Regions from separate parts of the Mus musculus genome. Here regions 1 and 2 are each linked to region 3. A link is a loop called in an ENCODE intact Hi-C map of the cell type or tissue named here. Cell type or tissue: heart. All regions are shown on one strand. Each heading gives the region's core, and the rest is flanking DNA. Links, peaks and the distances in the headings are about the cores only.

Region 1 (7,727 bases), core at 3,156-5,655, 230 kb before region 3:
TGGCATTTGAAGGGGCAGATTTGATGCTGCCGGGTCTCCGCGCCTCGAGTATCTGCTTTGTCCTTCTGTTCCTAATGCTTTTATCTCGTGCGTGCAGCAGTGCTCCGCAAAGCTGGGGGCTCTGAAAGGTGTGTTAGCAATGAGAGGCACGGCTCGCCCAGAAGCCCGGGGGACTGAGCAGTGACCCTACAGCACCGCCATTTCCCAAGAGGGGCAAGGATTCCTCCAAGTCCCCGGAACTCTCTGAAGTGCCAGTCAGACAATGGCACTCCAGTGCCTTCAAACTGGACCCCACACTAATCCGAGCAGAAACTCCAAGTTCAGTCCCTACTGGCCAGCTCCAGAATAATCTGGCTTCTGACGTTAAGGAAGAAGCTGAAGCCAGGGAGACCCGAATCCATACCCGTGCTGCTAGCAGCAGTGCCCCCTGTGTAGAGCCCACACACCACCAACCCCCAGCCCTGGCCAGCGGCAAGCTGACTCCCCTTACTCTTCTAGGCCCTGCCCCCTCTTCCAGTAAGCCTTCCCAGACAACCTGTGTGTGCTCTCAGTGACAACTGGACTCCTCCTCAGCTAAGAAGCAGCTAGCTGTGCCTGGGTAACGTGTTTTTTATATTCATCACTGTTCTCTGAGGAAGGGCTTAGGTCTTGCTCATCTGAACATCCCAGTAATAATGATAGAGTTTGCAGGTAAAAAGAAGGCAGAGATGAGAAAATGAAAGAAAAGACAGAGGAAGGGGAGATGGGACATGGCTCCATGCCTGGGATCAGTACAGCCCCAGGTATCAAGCAGTCACCTTCGACCCATCTTTTCTATTATGATGGCCTTGAAGTTCCCACAGTCATAGCTAAAGAGTGAGTTCACATTGACAGGTAACCTAAGCATAGTCTGCAGTAAGGGTGTACCCCAGCATGGTGCACGGAGCATGGAAGACCAGAACAGGCAAGGAGACAAGCTTGCAGAGCCACAGGATGGGGTCCAGGTTGGGACATAAGAGCTTGCATGCAACGGTCCCCTGGTTTCATCAGGAAGGGCTGCTAGAATCTGCTCCCGTGGAGAGGCTCTGCCTAACAAGTAGGGTTGGTCTGCTATGCTGGACTCAGCTGGGGCTCAAGGGAGGAGGAGCTGAGCGTTGCTGACTTCGGATTTGAGGAAAGCAAGGTGCGGGTGCTGAGGATGCTGGGAATGGAAGGGTAGCCATGTGTGGGAGTGTCCAGGAAGAACGTCAGTGAGGGAAGAGCTGTGCAGTACCTTGTGCTGACTGGTTTCCTTGAGAGTACTCCGATGCCTTTTTCCCTTCCTGAATCCAAGACAGGCATTACTAATCAACCATGCTTGTTCCTCCTGCTGAGTACAGGTAGGTCCTCAGTATGCCTTGCCTAGGACTCGATTCAACTGCCATTTGACTGACGTCTATAAACAAACGCCTACCAGATTCTGCACCTAGGCACAGGTGGTGTAACAGAGATCTGAGAGTCAGTTCAGAGGCAGGCTGAAGCCCTTGGAAACTTACTGGCGAAAGCTGAAACACCATGGGAACCAGGACATCATTTTTTTTTTCTGTGCTGTTTGGCCTCTTGGTGTATGGACTAGGGCACAAGCCTGACAAGCAGCGTTTGTGGAAGTTACAAGTGAGAATGGAAATGCCAGGCACACCTGCCTGCTGAGAGAACCTGGCTCTTCCCCCAGCCTCAGAGAATCCAGCCTTAGTCAATTCCCTGAAGAAACAGGCTGGATGCGTGGGCACAGGTGCACCCACGGGAAGGAGAGCTTCGCCCGCATCCCTCTGAATGACAGAGATCATTTTTGCTAAATTCCAAAAGGTGGCAGCATTCCATTAAATATTCATTTGCTGCTGAGGCTGCAGGCATGGGGCCTCCTGACCAAAGAAACCAGGCAGGAAATGAAGACTTCCAGAAGAAAAGAAGAGTGGGCTGCAGTATCAGGAAGAACAGGGGTCTGGCTTCTGCTAGTGAGAAAAGAAAAAGCTGTACACCTGATCCCAAGGGAGGGAGAAGGCTGCATGCATCTTAGGGGTGGGGGAGTCTCTGTGTGCATGGATGCCAGTGTGGGCCCAAGTTCAAGGTCCTTTTCACTGGTGTAGGGCTGGATCCAGTATTAAACTCTAATCAGTGGAAATAACCACCGATGCAAGTGTCTGGCTGTTGTGCTTGCATGTGCACAAGTCTGCCCTATCAGCAGGTGCCAGAGACCGGTTCTGAGGAGGAACCTCGGTGACCTCCCAGGATCCCACAGCCTGTAGTCATGGCAATGAAATAAACAGAGCAATAGCTTTATCTAGGTCTAAGGTAACTGTGATGGGGCTGTTAACATTCACACACACACAAAGGCAGAGAGGACCCTGACCCTCACCTGACACCCCAGCTGCACTTGGCCCTGCCTTGCTGCCACATGCAGCACACAGGAGGCAGAAGATGGGCTCCTCCAGATTGAAACTCTTCAGTGCAGAAAACTTTACCAAAGGGGCAGCTTTTCCCCCAAATCTCCCAAGCCATCCATCCATGCCGAGGTGGGGACTCTCAGTGACCCAGGATCTTCTGAGTCACCCATGCGTCTGCCCATGGTTTGAACTGATATGTCCCCACAGGCTCCTATGTTTAAGTGCTTGGGCCCCCCAGCCATGGCGTGGTCAGCAGCCTCTCACTCCTGCCACCATGCCTTCCTCAGCACGGACTGTGCTGCCTCCAAGTGTGAGCCAGAAGAAACCTTTCCTACCTTAAATTGCTTCTTGCCACGCATTGTGCCCCAGTGGTGAGTAACTAATTCACACAAACTCCTTCTCTGGGCTGTGGGTGATCCATCTGGAGTGAATACGTGTGTCTTTGCATCTCCCCAGGGAAAGTCACACAGTACAAGGTCACGGGACCCATGCCATGCTTGGACTGTCTAAGGAAACAGGTGAGACAAGCTTACAAAACTGAGAACTCCTTCCTGCATGCCATGCATGATGGCTGCCACCATTCCCATCCTCTTATTCCCAGAGCAGGAGAGACGCCCCTCCAGGAGGCAGTGACAACAACAAAAGCTGAAGTCAGAGAGGAGAGATGCCTGCTCCCACACAATGGTGTGTGAGACTGGTGGAGAGATTGCCAAGGCTATAGGCAGCCTGCCTCTTGGGGCAGACAAGGACCAACTGCCCACTGAAAGACCACAATGTGGCTTCATAATCCTCCATTTCATTTCTTCAAAGGATGGCAATATTAACAGGACAACCAAGAGCCATCCTTCCATACCATCAGCTGTTCTGGAAGGCCTCCTTCCCAACTTAGAGCAGCTGCTTTGTTTAATAAAAGACATCACCAATATTATTACTACTGCTATGACTAAGGAAAATAACTACCCACTATAAAAAAATTAAAAAAAGAAAAACAGTAATAAGAGTCCAAAGAAAAAATGCACAAAGCCTCTGTTGAGCCGAGCTTCCCATCTGCCTTGCTGACATCTCTCTCAGCATTCGGAGCAAGCAGAAATCTATGAATATAATTGTGTGCAAATGCAACCATGTGATAGATTCTGTATTTCTTCCTCAGCAATATGTCATGAGCATCTTTCCAAGCCAATAAACATAAATCCTCACCAGAGAATCCTAGCGGCAGCTTGGAATTAGTTTTTATGAATGCACACAATTTGCTTAAACAATGCCTTATTGATGGGTATGAGAGATCGGTGTTTTTAGTCAAAGCATTTTTGCTGTACCAATCATCCATTCAGTAAATACACAGATGCATCTTCTTACACTTGTACTGTCCTCCCCCAAGGTACGAATACCTGAAAGTCCTTAGATTCCTGTCTGCAGGCGATGGAGTCCATGGGAAGAATGCTCAAAGAGTAAACATGTTTTCCGTTTGGAAATCCATGAGGTACGTGGCCTGCTACTAGTGGCTGGCCCAACACACGCTGCCAGCAACCAAGGTTGCAAAGCTTAGGCCCTTTCATCCAGAAACTCTGTAGAGACCAGGGCTGGGGAAGAAGAAACAGGTGAGGAACCTGAGCCTTCATAGGGGAAATCCCAGCAAGCCCCACACTCCAAGCTCAGCAGAGGAACTAGGGGACCCATGACATCTTCCCTTCCCACAGAAAAACACATCAGCCTTGCTGGGAAGTACCTCAGGCTACACCACCTGCCACAAACACAGCTGAAATGCTAGCACCCTTCTAAGCACTGAGGAAATGGATTCTTCAACCTCCGATGACCAACTCAGATGTCGACAGCTTGTGGGGATTTGATTGGAGACTTTCTCAAACGTCCAGTGATGCAAAACTGCCCACAGGCAACAGTCCAGTTTTCCCTTTCAGTACAGTTCATTGATTACCAGGATTAGTCAACAGCTGGTTGCCAAACAGGCCTGGTGGTGGCTGACCTTCCCTGGCTGTGGGGGCATGCCTGTGTTCCCAGAGAAACTGGGGTAGGCTAGGGCAGGGTAGGCTAGGCTAGGCTATGATCTTTGGTGGTCATGTGTATGAACTGTATCTTCTACTGAAGACATCTGCAACTTGAGCTGGTTTCTTCAGAGCCTAACCCCATCACAGCTCAGAGCTCCCCTTCATAACCATTTATACCACTGAAGTGCTTCACAGTGATCATGAATTTACAGGATCTAGAATCACCCAGGAGACAAGCCGCTGGCCACCTCTATGAGTTTCTAGATTGAGTAAACTGAAGAGAGAAGATATGCCACCTCAGACATGACTGGCACCACCCCGGGGGTCCTGAAATGTATAAAAGAGAGAATGTGAGCTAAGCACAGGCTCCTTTCTCTCTCTCTCTCTCTCTCTCTCTCTCTCTCTCTCTCTCTCTCTCTCTCTCTCTCATTCCTTACTACAGATTCAAGGAGACCACCTGCCTGTACAGCCCTGTTGCCATGTCTTCCCTACCATGTTGCATCATATATCTTCTCATAGCATGAGCCAAAGCAAAGCCTTCCTCATTTAAGTTGCGTCTTGTCAGGTTGCAGCAGTAAGAAAAGGAACTGGGGGCCAGTTTCCTCACTCACACAGCAGGCACAGAAGCAGGGTCTACCATGTAGGGTTGCTGAGGGGACATTGCGTGCACACTCATGCAGCTGCAGACGAGAAAGCCAGCACAAGCCTGTCACTTCTCAGTGTCCTTTTCTGCCTCTTATCCATCACAAGAGAATGAGATTCACTGAAATGTAGCTGGAGAGCGATGGACCAAGGCTAAGTAGCAGTTCCTACAGATTGAAGTTGGAACCAATTGGGACACAAAGAGTAAGATAGAGAAGTATGTGAAAAACAAAGTCCCAAATGCACAGCCAACCTCAGGCAGGGCTTCCCCAGTACCAGTCAGTACAATCACTTCATTTCATCCATTGTCCACCACCACCACCTTGTCAATTCCAGTTTGCTGTTGTTCCCACGGCATGGTTAACTCAACTTCTTGAATTAACTAAGTCCTTGCGAAGGAAATCAAATACCACCATCCCAAGTGAAGAATCACTGTAGCTTGTTGTAAATATAGAGAACATAGTCACAAGCTAAATAGATAATGGTGAGAGAAAACTGCTGTGCCAGTGGAATGAAGCCAACAGTCTCCACCAGTCTCCAGCCATCTCCCGACAGACCCACAGAGGAAAAGCACCATGCATTGATGAACAGCACCCAGGGCCTTCTGCATGAGAGACAGCAGAAATGTCAGGTCCGGAGGCTTAAGACCGTTGTCCCCATGGACAATCCTTGGAGGTTGCATGGGAACCTGCCTCCAGCTTTGTTCACAGCCACATGATCCAGAGACTCCCAAGTCCAGAACATAATGGACTGGCTCCGCCTTTAGAGAACACCCCACCTTCTCATGACAACCAATGCCAGGAACGCCTGTCACATTTCTGCCTGCTAGCCAGGACCACTCCATATCAACAAGGAAGAGGCCTTACCACAGCCCCTTTGACAATCAATGCTCCCCAGAACTTTTCTACAGTTGGCCCCAGTCCTCCTTGGCCAGCAGTACTGGGTTTTCCACTCCCAGAGACAAAGATGTGGCCTGGAGGATTCCTGACAGCAGCTGCAGGAGGGCTTGGAAAGCTCGCACCCCTCGAACCCTCTTCTATCCCCAGCAAAATCTATTTCCCATTTTAAAAAACCCTGCTGATTGATGAGTGGGGACAAAGGGGCTGAGAAGGATGCGAGACAGGCTTTAAGCTCTGATCATTCAGCAAGAGCTGCTACTTAGAGCATCTTGTGGGCTGCTCTTGGCATGGGGGAGGGGCCTGGACTGCTGTGCTCCAAGTGCTGATAGACGAGAACCACAGGAAGGATGGGGAACCAGAAGCAGGAAAAGTCTAACTTGGAATAACTAGACTTTGTAGATTGCCTGACTGTGCCCACAGTTACCCTCTGTGTCCCTACCAGTCCACTCTGGGGTCCAGGATTGAATGACCCACCATAGTGGCCACTAGCCATGTGTCTGGTCTGTACCAAAATGCACTTTCTTTAGATCACCCTGGGTTTTGAAGACAACACAAAGAGAAACAGAATAAAACATCTCATTAATATTAATATCTCATTAATATTTCTCTACCAATTACATGTTAGAATAACTTTTAATAATATATAAAATATATCATCGATTAAAAACATAAATTTATTATGAGTATAAAAATTTAAATTTATGATTACAATTAATTTCATATGCTTCTTTTTACTTTTTTAAAGTGTCTACCAGAAAAATTTATATTGTATCTATGAATCGCCTAACTTCTCTATCAGGCAGCGGATCTAGATTCCTCTTGCATCATCTTAGTCTGGCTAAGGGTCATTGGAGCCATGCCCAATTCTTTGTTACTGGGGTGGAGTCAATATACTGGTGCTGGCTTGCCCAGCACCAGCCCATGTGTACAGAGCACCCATAGTACTGTGTGCTAAGTACTCCCTGTGTGGATCACCTGTGCTAAGTGCTCTCACTATGGAGCATCTCTGCAGTGCTGTTAAGCACTCTCTGCATAGTTCACCTATAGTGCTATATGCCAAGTGTTTCCCTTACGGGATACCAGAAGTGCTGTGTACCTAGTGCTCTCTACACAGAGTTAAGTACCTGAAGTGCTGCATTAAGTGCATTCTGAACAGAACAGTGTGCAAAGTGCTTTCTTAAGAAGTAACTATGTGTGTGTTCATGTGAAAGACAGACAATCCTGGACGCCAAAATTCAGATAGAGGCACACAAGGAGAGAAATGACATACTTCCCTTCCTACCTAGCACCCTGCCTCTGAGTTCCAAGACAGCTGTCTCCAAACAATTCTGCACACACCATGGGTTTCTACACTGCTGGTCACTTCTCATTTCCATTTTTTGCAATAAATGTTGGTCACAGAAAATCTGGTGATAGAATCAAACTCATGTGTCCTCTCAGTTCCCAAAAATCCCTGGCAGAGAAACCACTGTCCCCCAGTCGTTTGGTACTCCTGGCATTGAACACATGTGTTCAGCTCTTTCTGTTTTCACCTGTGTGTGTGTTCACCTGTGTGTGTGTTCACCTGTGTGCATGCTCAGCTGTGTGTTCACCTGTGTGTGTGTGTTCACCTGTGTGCATGCTCAGCTGTGTGTTCACCTGTGTGTGTGTGTTCACCTGTGTGCATGCTCAGCTGTGTGTTCACCTGTGTGTGTGTGTTCATCTGTGTGCATGCTCAGCTGTGTGTTCACCTGTGTATGTGTGTGTACACCTGTGTGCGTGCTCAGCTGTGTGTTCACCTG
Region 2 (7,727 bases), core at 3,053-5,552, 100 kb before region 3:
TAATGACTAAGTGAGCAGAGGGTCCAGCTCAGAGTGGCAGCTTCAGGTCAATCGCTATGGAAGAAGCAGCACAGATATTTCCAGGATGCATTAAAACTCAGCCATAATCAGGGCCTTCATTCCTCCCAAGCCAGCTCAACTCGCTCTCCCAGATCACCAGTCTCTACAATCCACACATGGCCCTGGGTCTTTGCCTCAATGGTAGTAAAATAACTCGCTCCCACAAGTCACTGTCTTTGCCATATCTACAACTTAACATCTTAAAAAAAAAAAAGGATTCACTTTCATTTGCATAGATACATTCTCTTTTAGAAAATTTACTGGTATTATAAATAGAAAATCAATATCATCTTACGTGAAAACAAACACAATAAAAAACAAATGGAGATATTAAATTCTGATAAAGTGACATTGGTGGCCACAGCTTTAAGCCTGAAGACTCAGCTGTACAGTGCCAGCCACTGAGCAAGAATACACCTGGCTCTGTTAGAGAAGTGTTGGACACTCAGATTTGAATGCCACCTCCATTATGACACAACATCATCTGAAGCATCCCCCTTTGGTCCACTTGCCTGTAAGTGAGAATGACAGATGGGACCCAGCTTCTGGTATTGTTATGAGAATCAAGATCCGTAACCTGGAGGATGGGATGCTCACAGGTATGAGCTTTAAGACAGATCTCTTGAGTCTCCACCAATGGGCTGGGGATGTGGCTTTGTTGGCAGAGTACTTGCCTAGGGTGAATGAGTTTGTGGATTTCGTCTCTAGTGCCAAAGAAACCACACCTGTAATCCTGCCATTCAGGAGATGGAAGTTGGAGATCCAGAAATTCAAGGTCAAGAACTAGTTTTCATGGAACCAGAAGACACCATGCAAGTGTCCAAAGAAGCAAGGCATCCAATAGACCTACCCAGCTATAATGTCTACAAACCACATCAATGACCCTCAAGGGTATGATAACCCTAAGGATACAGTAGTGGAAGACATTCCTTGGCAGTTATCAATCTCTCCAACTGGACTTAAGTCTCACTTATTAAGATGGAAACCATACCTGGTGCTGGAAACCTAGCTAACCACTCAGTACTAGTGACGTCATGGTTATTGGAGGAGAATCTATAATCACTAAACCACATAATCTCTAACAACAGTTGTTCTTATACCCGAGGGTAAGAAGATTCTTCACCTCTTATCAAAACTTCCTTTGCAACAGATGCAGACTTATAGAAAATTACAACCAATCAAAATTCAAAGCTGTGGAACCCAGTCCCAGTAGACAATCTATACCAAACATGCCTAAGGCTGGGGCTCGGAGAATGCCATGGAAGAAGGAGCAGAAAGACCGAAAGAGCCAGAGGATCAGAGTTTGTTGTGTGGTGGTGTCCCCTAGGAATGTCAGACATGATACCCATAAAGTCTCCTGGCCACCCAGTGTGAGCTAAACAAAGACGACACCAAAGGACATGCCAGAGTGGCCAGGGAAATGTCCTCAACCCTACACAGAGAGCTGCAGACAGCTAAGTAGAGCTGGGAGTGAGAAAGGGGGTCTCCCCAGCTGGCTTTTTAGAATCAAACAGTCATCTTAAAAACATTCATACAAGTAACATTATATGGACTGAGCAGGTTATATTTAGGAATACACCCACACACAAACATGATGAGCAGGGAGGGTTATATGGAAGCATTTAAAGGAAGAAATATTATAATATAAAAATACGTTAAGTATACAAAATTCAAGGTCATCCTTGGCTAGATAATGCGTTCAAGGCTAGCCTAGGCTACTTAAGACCCTACCTCAATAAAACCAGAAAAGTCTCCACCAGAATGGAAAATAGACTTGGACTATTATTGAATAAACCATAAAATCTTAGTCCTTACTGGAGCCCTAATCCCATAATTCACCAGGACTGGAAAAGCATCAACAGGCCTCTTTCTCTGCTAACCTCATCCTAGATACAAGAAGAACCTCTATGTTTGGACAGATGGGGTCCTGTTGAATTTCAGTATCATGACCCTTGATACATTTTGACATTGATTCAAATAGAACCATAGAAGATAGTTATGGGCCCAGCTGTCACCCCCAGCTAGGTTCTCTGACTCTCGGAGATCAACCTGAGGCCTGAGAAATGACAGCAGTCAGCATATCAGTACCAGCCTCAGAGACCAACTGACCCACAACCGGCCTGTTTCCTGGCATGTGCACACACCTGCACAGTGCCCCTTCATCTATGAGATGCAGGTGACAAATCCCTGCTCTCACCAGGTCGGCTCACTGGGAGACACATTTGCTTTAAAGGAGACTGGGGATGCACACAGTGGTTTGTGGAGATGTTTCTTACCTACTTCGTTCCTTTCTGGTTCCTTCATGTCTGGTCCCTGAGTTTCCAGATTCCTCAGTGCAGTACATCCTTAGCAGTCTCATGGTAACCAGAAGAGGAGCTCATGTGTGCTGGTTGGTTTTTGTCAACTAGATACAAACCTACAGATAATGGGGGAAAAGGACTGACCTACAAGCAAGTCTGTGGGGGCATTTTCTTAATTAGTGATTGATGTGGGAGGGCTCATCGTCACTGTGGGCGGTGCCAGCCCTTGAGAAGGTGGTCCTGGGTTGAATAATAAAGCAGGCTGAACAAGAGAGCAAGCCAGTGAGCAGCAATCCGCCATGGCCTCTGCATCAGCCTCTGCCTCCAGGTTCCTGCCTCAATTCCTTCCCTGACTTCCATTCGTGATGGGCTACTGGCCATAAGCTGAAATAAACCCACCCCTCCAAGACATTTTTGATCGTGGTATTTCTCACAGCAGTAGAAACTTAAGATACTATGCTTCCGAATAAAGCCCCCTGCAGGGTAAATGTGTTTCTTCCCAGAAAAGCCAACAGACAGTCAATGGAGTTTTGACCCCTCCCATTTCCCTGGAGTGATGGCTATCAGACCACGGTGTGTCCTCCTGGGGCTCCCCTTCATCTCATTAGCAAATGCAGCACATTCATTAAAAGAGAGAGAGAGAGAGAGAGAGAGAGAGAGAGAGAGAGAGAGAGAGAGAGACAGAGAGAGAGAGAGAGAGAGGGAGGGAGGGAGGGAGGGAGGGAGGGAGGGAGGGAGGAAGGGAGGAAGGAAGGAAGGAAGGAAGGAAGGAAGGAAGGAAGGAAGGAAGGAAGGAAGGAAGGAAGGAAGAAGAAAGGCACTACCATTCTGGGGCTGACTTCATTCTGGAGCAGCAGCACCTAATCCAGGTTACATTTCTCAATGCTATGATAAAACACCTGGCAGAGATAACTTATGGGGACAGGAGTTTATTGTGACTCGTGGCTTGAGAAGATTATTCTGTCTACCCTGGCTGTCTCCTTTTTCCTTCTGGTTCAATCCAAGACCCCAGTGCCCCTGAGGGATGACGTCACCCACATTCCGAGTGGATCTTCCCTCCTTAGTTAGTTAAGCCTCTCTAGAGACATAGGCACCCCCAGTGAAGTGTCTTCTAGGTAATTCCAAGCCCAGTCCAGTGGACAACACATCACTCTTCTGGAGGACTCAGTAAGGTAGAATTGTGAGCTTTGGAGGATGTGGGGGTAGAAGGAGGACCTGAGAGATAAACAGCAACCCTCACTTCACAATGGCTTCCTAGATGGACTATAGCTCTAAGCCAAATACACTCTATTCTTCTCTGTTTGGTTTGGGTTAGTGTTAACTCATCGTCAGAGAGGCCACTGACCCACCTCTGACCAAATGCCCAGGGAAGACCATGCCATTCCCACTAACCATTTGCTTAGGCTCAGAGCGGAAGCTGCATCAATGGAGCTAAATGAGTTTGTGGGTGGAGAAGGAAGAAACAGGAAAGATCGAAACTGCCTTGACACTCAGGCAAGAGGGCAGAGGAAGCTAAGGGCCCAGAATGTTCTCTGAGGCTACACTCCTGTCAGAACCCATGGCCCTCCAAGCAAAGCAGTTGCCATTTATGTCACTTGTGTCACCTGGGTCTGCTTGCAAACATCCCATCATGATTTGGGACCTATGGACTGCTAACATTCCCTCAAGGTAGGAAAAGATGCTGTAGGTCATGTGACCATCACCCGATTGTCTAGCCACTCCTCCCAGTCTTCCTATTCAGTCCTGTCCTAACTGCCCCAGCCTCTCTGGAGACGTTAGAATGCACAGCCTATGGGTGTTAGTGGAGGGGGCGCTCTCACCCACACCAGGTGAAGATTTTTGGGTCCCACACATTTGTAGGCAACCCCTCACCCACGGTCTGGAAGTAAGCCCAATCGGCTGGTTCCCCAGGGTGACATTTGGTAGAATCATACTTTGTTTTATTGTTAGGACCTTTTGAGAATGGGGAGATGTTTATTTTGCCCCGAAGGAAGGAATTCTGGAAATAGCCACAAACATCTTGTCATCCATAGCTATGACTATTGGGGCTGCCAGTAGATAACACTGCTTTCTAAGTTAAGAGGAACCCCACTTCACTTTACTTCCTGGAGCGTGAAGTGATTTGGCAACTATGCTGAGAAGCCTGGAGGCTCGGGGACCAGAAACAGGACTGGACTTCATGATGGGAACGTCCGGCGTGCAGCCGACCTTGTGCACATAGCCGCAAGGGGGCGCTGCACTTCACTATGTGCTCCGCGGACCTTCCTCTTCCAGAGAGAGCAGCAGGCTTTCAACTAAAATCCTACCAGAGTCAAGGACCTCTTCTGGAGAACCAAGCATCTGGCTGCAGGGTCCACTGGAGACTCCTGCTTTCTCCTCGGGAGTGAATACCATCATTAGAGTCACTGGAGGGCTGTGAGTAGGAGGCAAACCCAGGGCTATGTGACAGCTGATTGCCCTCCTTGGGACTTCCTTTCTCCTCTGTCTGCGGAGATACTAATTCCAGCTCCTCTGGGGACTGTTAGGAGCAATGACTCTGCACATACAGGCTAAGTCCTTCAAGAATGTCAGGCCAGGTGAAGACTCAACCACTCATGTATACTATTACATCTGACCACCTCACTTCCCATTCAAAGCTCTTCCTGGAAAGCCTTACTGCCCATCCAAATGAAATCCTGTCCTACAATAAACCATCCTCTATGTGTGCCTAGGAAGTGGGGATCCTGGACAGTGAAGTCTGACCCTTGTGGCTAACAGCATACAACAGCAAACCCTGATGTCCTCTTTCAGTGATCACAGACACATCAGAACAAGACAACAGTGCGCCACTAACCACACTGGCAGCCACCAAATAGCTTGGTGGCTCAGTGAGTAAGATGCCTACCACATAAACATGAGGTCCCCAGTTCAGATTCCCTAGCATCCAGGTAAAAGCCACAGCTGGTGGACGTGCCTGCAATCCTAGCACTGGGTGAGGGGGCATCAGTGGATCCCAGCACTGGATGAGTGGGACATCAGTGGATCCTAGCACTTGGTGAAGGGGGGCATCAGTGGATCCTAGCACTTGGTGAAGGGGGCATCAGTGGATCCCAGCACTGGGTGAGGGGGCATCAGTGGATCCCAGCACTGGGTGAGGGGGCATCAGTGGATCCCAGCACTGGGTGAGGGGGCATCAGTGGATCCCAGCACTGGGTAAGGGGGCATCAGTGGATCCCAGAGCTTGTTGGCCTGCTACTCTAGCAGATGGTGAGTTCAGTGAGAGACTGTCTCCAACAAAGTGCAGAGCAAGAGAGAAAGAGACACAGTGGGAATCTCTGGCTTCCACACACATGTGCACCTGCATACTCACAAATAAACAAAATCACAAATATCTTCTATTCAGTTTGTGGCAGAAAAAGAAATCAACTTTGCAAATTGGCCTCTGACTTCTATACATAAGCATGCCAGGTAGCCTACACATGAGCAAACACACCCTATTCTCCCTCACACAATTATGCCTACACGCACTGTGTATACACTCTCATGATGATGATTTAAAGGATTTTTAAATTATGGGCTTGACTTTGCTTTAGTTTCTGTGGGTTTCCTGCTGCTTATATATTTACTATCTTACAGTGGAGCCGAGGGTCCTGTGCATGCCAGGCATTCATTTTGTAACTGTGAGACGCCCCCAGCTCTTGTTTCCCATTTTGTTTTCAGATGAAGTCACCTGTGCAGCCCTTCTAACTCACCATCCTCCTGCTTCAGCTTCCTAGGCGCCAGAAGTACAAGTGTGCATCACTACGTCCAGCACAAGCAGATATTTTTGAACAGACAGACATATGGACAGACTGTAACAGATCTCAAAGTGAGGCTCCATCCTGACTTGGGAACTCGATTAACCCAACTATAACCGGAAGACAAAACAGGGAATAATTTTCCAAATACCCACCTCCTGCTGGGACAAGGAAGGCAGATTAATCTTTCTTAGTGTCCACCTCCCAAATCTCCTACAAGGAAAAGCTAAGACTTTACATACTTCAAAACGCCCTCATCAGCTTTCTTCCTACTCAGTCCCAGGATGTAGTCAGGCCCAGTCTGTAGTTCTAGACCAAAATCGCATAACCCAAGTCCAACCTCGCCCCACCCCCATGCTAAGTCCCCTTCCCAGGTGCTGTTGACAGTAACAGCTCAGGATGGTGGGTGTGTCCTGCTTCTCACATGGGGGCCAGGCTGTCATTTATCAACCTTGGCAATGAGGACACCGTGATGGAGTCTAGCCTGGAAACTGTGGTTGGGTACAGCCTGGACACTGTGGTGGGGTACAGCCTAGACACTGTGATGGGGTACAGCCTAGACACTGTAATGGGGTACAGCCTGGACACTGTGATGGAGGATAGCTTGAACACATAGCCTGTGATGGGTCACAGCTGCTGAGTTTCAGATCATCTGAAACCAAATCCAGTCTGTTGTCAGCAGCCAGTGAGCTCAGCAGAGCTTTGGGAAAGGGGCTTAGGCTTCAAGACAGAAGGCTCCAGAAGGTGGCACGAGAGGCAATCCAGGAGCAAGGAACAGCCAAGGACCCTCTCCATGGGCTGACTTTCTCCCTCAGAGCCTCACAGCTGAAATGAAGCCTACAACAAGGTCCCTGGATGCCCTGTGCCTGCCTGTTATGCGTTCACCCCCCTGGTGTTCTGCAGAAACAAGCCCCACATGCTTCACCCATGGTTCCAAAGCCTTCCCTCCAGTCTCTCCTCCACCCCAGTGAGGACAGAGACTCAAAGGCCTCCTCCGTCCTTCCCACGCACACAGAGCTCCTCCATACATAACTCCACATGCACCATGCACACTGCACATGCACACACACATGTTCACAATCATGCATGCATTTATGTACACATGCCTCTAAACAAACAAGCAAGCTTATGTGCAACATGTTCACCCACAAGCATACATGCTAACCATATGCACATACATACCTACCTACACAAACACACTACGACTATCTATGACTCTTCTAGGCCCAGCTTTAATGCCCTTGGGTCAGGCTTACCCGACTTTCTTATGCCTAGAGCTATTCAGAATCTCTCAAAGCAAGCTCTTGCTGCCCGGCCCCCACCCCACCCCACCCCCACCCTCACCCCACCCCCCCACCCCCCCACCCCCCCACCCCACCCCCACCCTCACCCCACCCCCCCACCCCCCCACCCCCCCACCCCCGCCAATGCTTTTTCCTCTCCACTCAAAACACAATGTCAAATAAATGACTCCCTGGCATGTGTTAATTAAACATGTTCCGCAGGGCCGGGATGTAGTTCAATTGGAAGAGCACTTGCCTAGCATGCATGAAGCCCTAAGTCTGATCCCAGCACTGTGTAAATGGTGCAT
Region 3 (7,727 bases), core at 3,532-6,031:
TCTCAATGCCACACAGATGAGAGGCACAGCAGTGGCAGACACTCAACATGCTCCTGCGTGCGTACACTCTGTCTCTGGCATGATGCAGGCATTGAAATCAGACACAGCAATAGAGACGTAGCTAAGGCAAGGAAGGCCTGGGTTACATCTCCCCGGCAGAGCGAAAGCAAAACAGGCAGCAAGGGCTGAGGAGCAGCTCAGTCAGGAATGTGCTCACCTGGGACTAATGTCCGAAAGGAGGCATGGAGAGATGACTCAGCAGTTAGAGAACCGGCTGCTCTTCCAGAGGATCCAGGTTCAAGACCCAGCATTCATGTGGCAGCTCCCAGCTGTCTGTAACTCCGGTCCTAGGGAGTCTGATGGCCTCCTCTGGCCTCCATAGGCACCAGGCATGCATGTGGTGCACAGATATAAACGCAGGCAAAACACTCATACACATAAAACAAATAAAAAAAGTCTTAAAGAGAGAGAGATGGGGATGGTGGTGGGTTTATAATTCCCGGCACTGGGGAAGAAAGACAGGTGTATCCCCAGAGCTGGCAGGTCAGCCAGCCTAGACCAATAAGAGATCCCATGGCAGGAACCAAATAAAGTGAATGGTAGCAGCTGAGTGACGCCCGAGGTTGGCCTCAAGAAATATGCACAAATATACGTATGCACTCACATGAACATAAATAAGTGAAAGTAACCAACAGCCTTCAACTGCCTTCATTCTCTAGCAAGCCGTTGACAAGATCTGGAGACATTCTGGTTGTCACCTGGACAGAGGTCAGGTCCAACACTGCTCACCCGGCAGCTCGGGACAGCCCTGATGCCTCCACCAACAACAATCTGGAGGTGCGCTCAGAAGCCAACTGTGGGGAGGTGAGGGAGCCATGTCACCTATCACCAGCAATGACAGAGTCTCGGAGTTCCTACTGCTGCGATAAAATACTGTGCACCAAGGGTTTGCTTCAGATTGCAAACGGAGTCTTAGAGTCCATCACTGAGAGAAGTCAGAAAAGGAAGAAGGACCTCCAGGGAGGAATTAAAGCAAAGACCATGGGGTCAGGGCAGGGCACTGCATACTGGCTTGCTCAGGCTCCTTTCTTATACAACACATGACCACCTGCCCAGGGATAGCACCATCCACAGATGATTGGGCCCTCCCACATCAATCATCAATCAAGAAAATGCCCTACACCACAGGCAATCTGATGGAGACACTTTCTCAATTGAAGTTCCTCTTCCTAGATGATTCTTTCATCAAGATGGCAAACAAAAAGGAAGACAAGTGGAAAGCAAGTCTTGATGCACCCAGCATTGTCTTGAGGTACCTCCACCCAGCAATCCTGCTGACAGTTGGCCACTTTCCTGTTCTCATCCCACCCCACAAGGGACGGCTCAGCAGGTCCACCAAGGACTTGTGGGGGAGCGAGGCCTCAGTGAGTTATTACCCTTTAGAATTCAGTTCCACCAAGCAACAAGCAGGGACTCTCAGCCTGGCTGCCTGGTGTTGAAGAAGGGGAAGCAGGTAAGCGATTCCCTAGTGAGGCTTTCCTTCCCCTCCAGGAAGAGCCACAGGCTGCAAATCACACTGGGATCTCTCCCTGGGGTTGGAGAATGCAGAAGAAACTATAAGACTCCTGACCCCAAGAGGCAGGCAGCAGTATACGTCTTTCTGAGGCTGGGTTGTGTGGATTGTAGATTTTAATTGTTATTTATGTATATAAGTGGGGGCAGGTGTGGGAATACGTCATAAAATTAGAGAATGACCGTGGTGGGGGAGGCAAAGAGGAAGTGGGGAGGGCAATAGAACACAAGTAACAAGAAAGCAGAAAGGAGGTACTGAGGGGACAGATTAGAATGAGGGGGTGGAGAAGAAGAGCAAAAATGGGTGGGTGTGCATGTGTGTTTGTGTGCATGCACACTTGTGTGTGTACATGTGTGTGTGCACAAGTGTGCATATGTGGAGGGTGTGTGTGCATGTGCATGTGCACATATGTGTGGTGTGTGTGTGTGTGTGTGTACCTGTGCATGCATGCATGCTTGAAAATACCATAAGGAAACCTAACACTTTATATGTTAACTAACATAAGAATATAAAGAATACAGTTTAGAATAACTGGAAGAATAAATAAAGCTAGAGAACAGAGATGTTAGAAGTAGTGAGAAGCTCTCCCCGAGCACCCCAGAAAGATGTCCTGATCAGGGGGACCTGGAGTTCTCTGGTGTCCCCTAAAAGTCTCCTTTACTAACCACCCAACCCCCACTCCACCCCATAAACAAAAGTACAGGCAGGAAGCCACTCAGAGGAACAGCCAGTCACAGGGAAGCCTCCTCCACCAGATCGTCAGGAGATGAGAAGGGACGTTTTATCCTTCAAAAAAAAAAAGATGTCTGGACATAGCCTGATGGCCCAGCAGCTTATACAGAGAAAAGTCCACAGTGACCTGTCACTAAAGAACAAGGAGGGTTGTGACACTCTCAACAAGCTAAAGAGTCACTAAGACAAAACCCCAGGAAGGGTGCTGCTCTCTGCTTGACCCATTCTCTCAGAGCCATGGGTGGAGACGGGGACTCAGCTGCCCCAGGAAGGGGCCATGTCTCTTCAGCACCCCCTCACTCTCTGCTTCCCATCCTCTATGCCTTCACACACACACACACACACACACACACACACACACACACACACACACACCTGCCCCAGCCTGCAAACAGTCCCTGGATGATCAGACGACGATGCAAACTTGGAAAAGGAGTTTGGCAGGCGTTATAGGCCACCCTAGGCCCTGGGTAATCTTTAAACTAAAGACAGGAGAGTTGCCCAGGGGGCCACAGAACCCCTAAAAAAGAAACTTATGACCAGGCCTGGAGGAAATAATTTCTGTCTAGTTCCTGCATTTCCCTTCAAACCTATACCATAGGGTTCCTGCCACCCACCACCACACTCCTTGCCAAAGGCTCAGTGGGATTTCTGTCTTAGCAAATTTCTCTCAATTACACAGAATTCTTTTAATAATTTTCTTTTCAGAAAGCACTCAGTGGGGACATGCTGATGCCCCACTAAGAGCTAGTTCCTTAGGGTTAATTCTGGCACTAAATCACATTATTGAGCACACAGTATACCAGAGCCACTCAAAGTGTTTCTTCCAAACAAGTCTTACTTAATCTTGGGAATAAGACCACCATGAAACTGGGTCTATTGACACATCCGTCTTGCCATCAAGATGCTACAGCTCAGAGAGGTTATTTGATTTGCCCAAGGACACACAGCTAAGGACAGGCAGAATATGCACTCAACCTTGACAGCTAGGCATTCAACTGCCCTGGGTCACTTCCACTGATGCTAGAATCCCATTCTTCAGCAGAGTCCTGTCTCTGAGCAGGAAATGAAGGGGGGAAAGGGAAGTTCCAAGCCACCAAAGTTTCATGACACTGCACTGCCACTCTGCCTGGAACCAGGCACTTCCTCCCAGTCCCTTCTAGGCCTTTCCACCATGTGGCTAAGGAAACTGTCCACGAGTATCATCTTCCACTGGGATCTCAGAGGCTGTTCACCTGGCCCCAATGGGTTTGTAGCCCTCTTCAGAATGCAGTAGCATCCATAGGGACATGAGTATTAATACAAGAGCCAGCCTATGCAGGACCACTGAGCTTCAAGGTGGCCAGCTGCCACCCAAATGACTCAGGAGGAAGGGACCACTCCCTCAAGACTCATCAGCAAGTCGTCAGATTGATAAGACAAGCCCAGCCCAGCAAGCATGGGGGAAGCAAAGGATTCAACCCCACTAATCATTCAAAACAGCCAAGGTGGCAGCCTCGGCAAGGACAGCAAGTGCCTCCCAGCACAAGGCCTGCCGAATCACACCTGGGAGAGAGTCCCGAGAACGAGCTGAATCTCCGGGGCCCAAATGGTCTCCATCCCAGTCATGCCCCAAGAAGCACCATACACAGACGCAACATTTACCCTTGGCTGCCAGGGACAGAGCCTGGTAGAAGTGCCAACGGATTCCAAGAACTTTGCCTGGCTGTCCCTGTCTGTGAGGCTAAGGAGCAGAATTTGGGGACTAGGGTGGAAGCCATGTGCCTCTGGTCTACACTTCCCAGACCATGTGGAAGGGACAGGAAGGTGAGGGCCTGGTGACTAGAGCACACTAACTGCGGTCCCAGGCTGAACTCCGCCGCAGGACATGATGAGCCCTGTTGTCCCAGAGACCCTCCCAAGGGGACAGTTTTACACAAACAGTGATGTCCCAAAAAGGGACCCTGACAGCCCTGGCCAAAATGGGGGTGCTAGCTTAGAGCTGCTTAAAGCAACCCACATCCTTCTCCTTTCGGGGGGGCCTCCCCTTAGGCAAGCCACAGAGTCCAACTGGGACTGCTCCCCACCAGCCACACCTTGTGAGCTTATTAGGAAATCAACAGCACATAAGCACAGTTCTTGTCACCAAGCATCCAAGATCCCCGGTCGGTCCCTCCAAGCAAGCACAATGCGCCTGCAGGAGTTGCTGCCCAGTTACCAACTTCACCCAGGCGATGGTCAAGCATCCCTAGACCACCACAGCCCTGACCCACGTCCCAGCTGCCCGGGCTTACTTACACTTCTGCCTTCGCCACCTGTGTGGGTGTCGAGCTCGTCCTGGGCTGGACGCGGTGTCGTGGCTCCGTCCTGGGGCTCGCTTCCCGCTCGCAGCCCCAGCCTCAACCTCTTCTGCTCCGGAGCGTCGTCCTCCCTCCTCTGCCGGCCCTCCCTGCCTCCTCTCAGCTTGTCTGCATCTTCAGGGCTGCCTGGGGGGCTGGCCATGGCTCTAGGTGGGGGCTCTCGATGCCTGATCTTGGGGATGAGGAAAGAAGCAGGCGCCTCCCGCTGCAAGCCGCCTCGCGGTGGCAGTGGGGTTTCTGCGCTCGGACTCCGGGTCCGCGCCGGGCAGCTCTGTACAACTCTGCTGGCTCGCCACCGCCCTCTGCTGGCCGTAATGGGCACTGCGGGTGACGGGTCAATCCTGGGCGCCCACTAGAGCAAGTACCTAATGGACAGCCATTGAGGCAAAGCCATGTCTCCAGCCAGGTCTCACCCCATGCCCTAGGAAGGAAAGTAGAGGAGAGACTCCCAAAGAGTTTGGGAGAGGATGGACAGCGCAGTCACCCTTATCTTTGGCTCTGTATTTGGAATGGTTTGGAGCAGCCTAGAAAACGACATGGAGAACTCTCAAGAAGAACGTGTTCTGAGCAAAGGCTGGGTCTATCCACCTACACTGGGGGATGCGAAGCAAAGAAGCTGGAGGTCAACAGGTACACTCCCTTTCCTGTTTTCTGTCTTTCCCTCATTTAGTTGTTCTTATTGTTTGTTTGGGGTGTTGTTGTTTTTCCTGAGACAGGGTCTCCCTATGTACACCAGGCTGGCCTCAGTCTCTGAGATGTGGCTCTGCCTCTTGACCACTACTGGCTCTTTATATTTTAGTCATAATTTGGCTTACTTATTCATGTGCGTGTGCGTGTGCGTGTGTGTGTGTGTGTGTGTGTGTGTGTGTGTCTGTGTGTGTCTGTGTCTGTGTCTGTGTGTGTGTGTCTGTGTGTGTCTATGTCCCTGTGTGCACGCATGCGCATGAATATGTGTGCAACACCCACGCAGCCTGATGTGTGAGAGATTTGGGAAACAGCTTCATACAGGGCTGTGGAGCAGATAGATAATTATACCAGGAGGTCCCAGAGAAAGATAATGTTTTGGGCTCAGAAGCTCCCATAGAAGACTCCAGCCAAGTCTTTCTCAGGACTGTTACATTGAAATGTAAAATGTACATATACTCACACACACACACACACACACACACACACACACACACAAAGACTTGGTCTTCAGAAAGCGGGCTGTTTGGGAGACTATTAACCTTGTAGAAATGGGATCTAGCTAGAGGAAGTAATTCTCTGGGATTCCAACCTGAACCCTCTGCCTCCTGACCTGCACACATGTGATCGAGCAGTGCTGAGCTGCCTGCTGCCACAGAGCTGCCTGCCGCCATGCCTTCTCTGTTGTAATGGGTGGGAGCTTCAAACTGTGAGCCAAAATAAGGCTCTCCTCCAGAAAGTTGCTTCAGGGAAATACTTAATCACAAGGAAAAAAAAAAACCCTCTAGGCCTTCAGACTCACCATCTCAAGAGTATAGGTTCTATCTTTTCTAGAATGTTCTCAGTAGTTCATAGTGTGAAAGAGATGAACATGAGTTCTCATGGGCAATGGGACAAAATACACAATGGTTTCAGTTATATGTGCAAAGCTCCACTCTCTGAGAGGGAACTGGGATTCTATACTTGATTGTGTGTGTGTGTGTGTGTGTGTGTGTGTGTGTGTGTGTGTGTATGCGTGTGTATGTACATGCATATGTGGGTACACATGATACATATGGTCAGTGTTGAGTATCTTCTTCAGTTCTTCCCCATCTTAATGTCTGAAACAAGGTCTCTCACTGAACCTGACAGTTACTGGTTTGCCTAGGCTGGCTGGCCAGCAAGCCCCAGGAATCCCTCTGTCTCTGCCTCCCCAATTCAGGCATTACAGACATATACCCCTGCATTCAACTTTTATGGAATGCTGGGGATTGAAGTCAGGTCCTCTTGCTTATAGAACAAGCACTTTACTGAATGAGCCAGCTCCCCAGTTCCCTGCATCCACACTTATAAGGGTGTCCATGACCCCCAAAAGACAAGAACCAACTTGTATACATATCCCAATATTTAATGTTTGGTTTATTGGAAATGATGGAGAAGAGGGAAGTGGAGGGATAGGCTCTCCTAGTCAGCGTGCTATGTATTTGAAGTATTTCATGTGACTCATCTATTTTCTTTCTTGCATTAAGAAAATTTTCCCACCACTCAGGTTTTCAGATAGGCTGAGGGGAAAGCTCTTGATGGTTTTGATGGTTTTCAGGATTGGTAAGAGCCCAGCTAACAGTTGGAAATACCAGTAGCTGGCAGTTGATGGAGTTTCCTAAGGGTTAGGTTCTGTCCCTGTGCAAAGAATTAAAAAGAGTTCACACTGCTCCCTGACACACTGCTCCCTGACACACTGCTCCCTGACACACTGCTCCCTGACACACTGCTTCCTGACACACTGCTCCCTGACACCATCCACCACTGACAGCTTTACATGCGCCATGCCATCCGATCTGAGGCTCTCTGAATTCAGCTCCATCTCCTGGGTGTCACTGTGTAGCCCTGGCTGTCCTGGAACTTGCAATCCAGATCGAACTCAAACTCAAACTATCCTCTATCCAAGCCACCGCAAACTCAAGGCTATCTTACCTCGGCTTCTTAAGTGCTAGACTTTCATGTGTGAGCCATCATTCTAGTTCTCTTCCATGTTTACAGACAACCAAAGAAAAGGCAGAGCTATGGCAGAGCCAGCAGCACACCTTCATATTGTGATGGTATGTATTTTGTTTCCTTACTAAACTGGAACCTGGATTCTGTTCTGGAAACAGCCCTGAACCAGGAAGTTAGAGAATCTAATTCTCTGCTGTTTTTGTTTTATGGTTTTGTTTGTTACCGTTTGGTTTTGGGATGTTTGCTTGTTTTTTTGTTGGAGCCAGGGATTCATCAAGTTACCCTTACCCAGGTAGGGCTTCAACTCACTACAGGCCCAGCAAACACAGAGACAAGAGACACTGGGTTTAACTAAACATTAGGCCGAGCTCATGGGACCCGAGAGGAAAGGGGGGGAGAAAGGATTTCAGAGAGCAAAGAGGGGT

What was found. Peaks named below come from ENCODE experiments on the same cell type or tissue, not always from the same donor. Only the 100,000 strongest peaks of a DNase experiment are listed, where the experiment ranks them.
Region 1: a loop joins it to region 3, with 4 times the contacts of the local background. A loop is called at or near these places in 5 of 42 quality-filtered maps.
Region 2: it touches region 3 in a loop (9-fold over the local background); 27 of 42 quality-filtered maps call a loop at or near these places.

What each region holds. Positions count from the first base shown.
Region 1 is chr16:5,529,109-5,536,835 of GRCm38, reverse strand. No RefSeq gene overlaps it. Among named protein-coding and RNA genes, the nearest start is that of Gm41416, 49 kb to the right of the region's middle. In heart, for the core only: no CTCF peak of the experiment used is centred there; no DNase peak of the experiment used is centred there.
Region 2 is chr16:5,403,784-5,411,510 of GRCm38, reverse strand. All of the region lies in intron 1 of Gm41414 (predicted gene, 41414), which reads right to left. Among named protein-coding and RNA genes, the nearest start is that of Gm41416, 76 kb to the left of the region's middle. In heart, for the core only: a CTCF peak has its summit at 4,583 (motif pointing right); no DNase peak of the experiment used is centred there; H3K27me3 peaks cover 643 bases.
Region 3 is chr16:5,304,000-5,311,726 of GRCm38, reverse strand. It overlaps Gm52265 (a long non-coding RNA gene), which reads left to right and starts at 5,063. Exons shown (of 3, transcript XR_003951975.1): 1 at 5,063-5,274. It overlaps Gm41414 (predicted gene, 41414), which reads right to left and starts at 4,889. Exons shown (of 3, transcript NR_169081.1): 1 at 4,583-4,889. In heart, for the core only: no CTCF peak of the experiment used is centred there; a DNase peak (open chromatin) is centred at 4,936; H3K4me3 peaks cover 795 bases; H3K27me3 peaks cover 1,280 bases.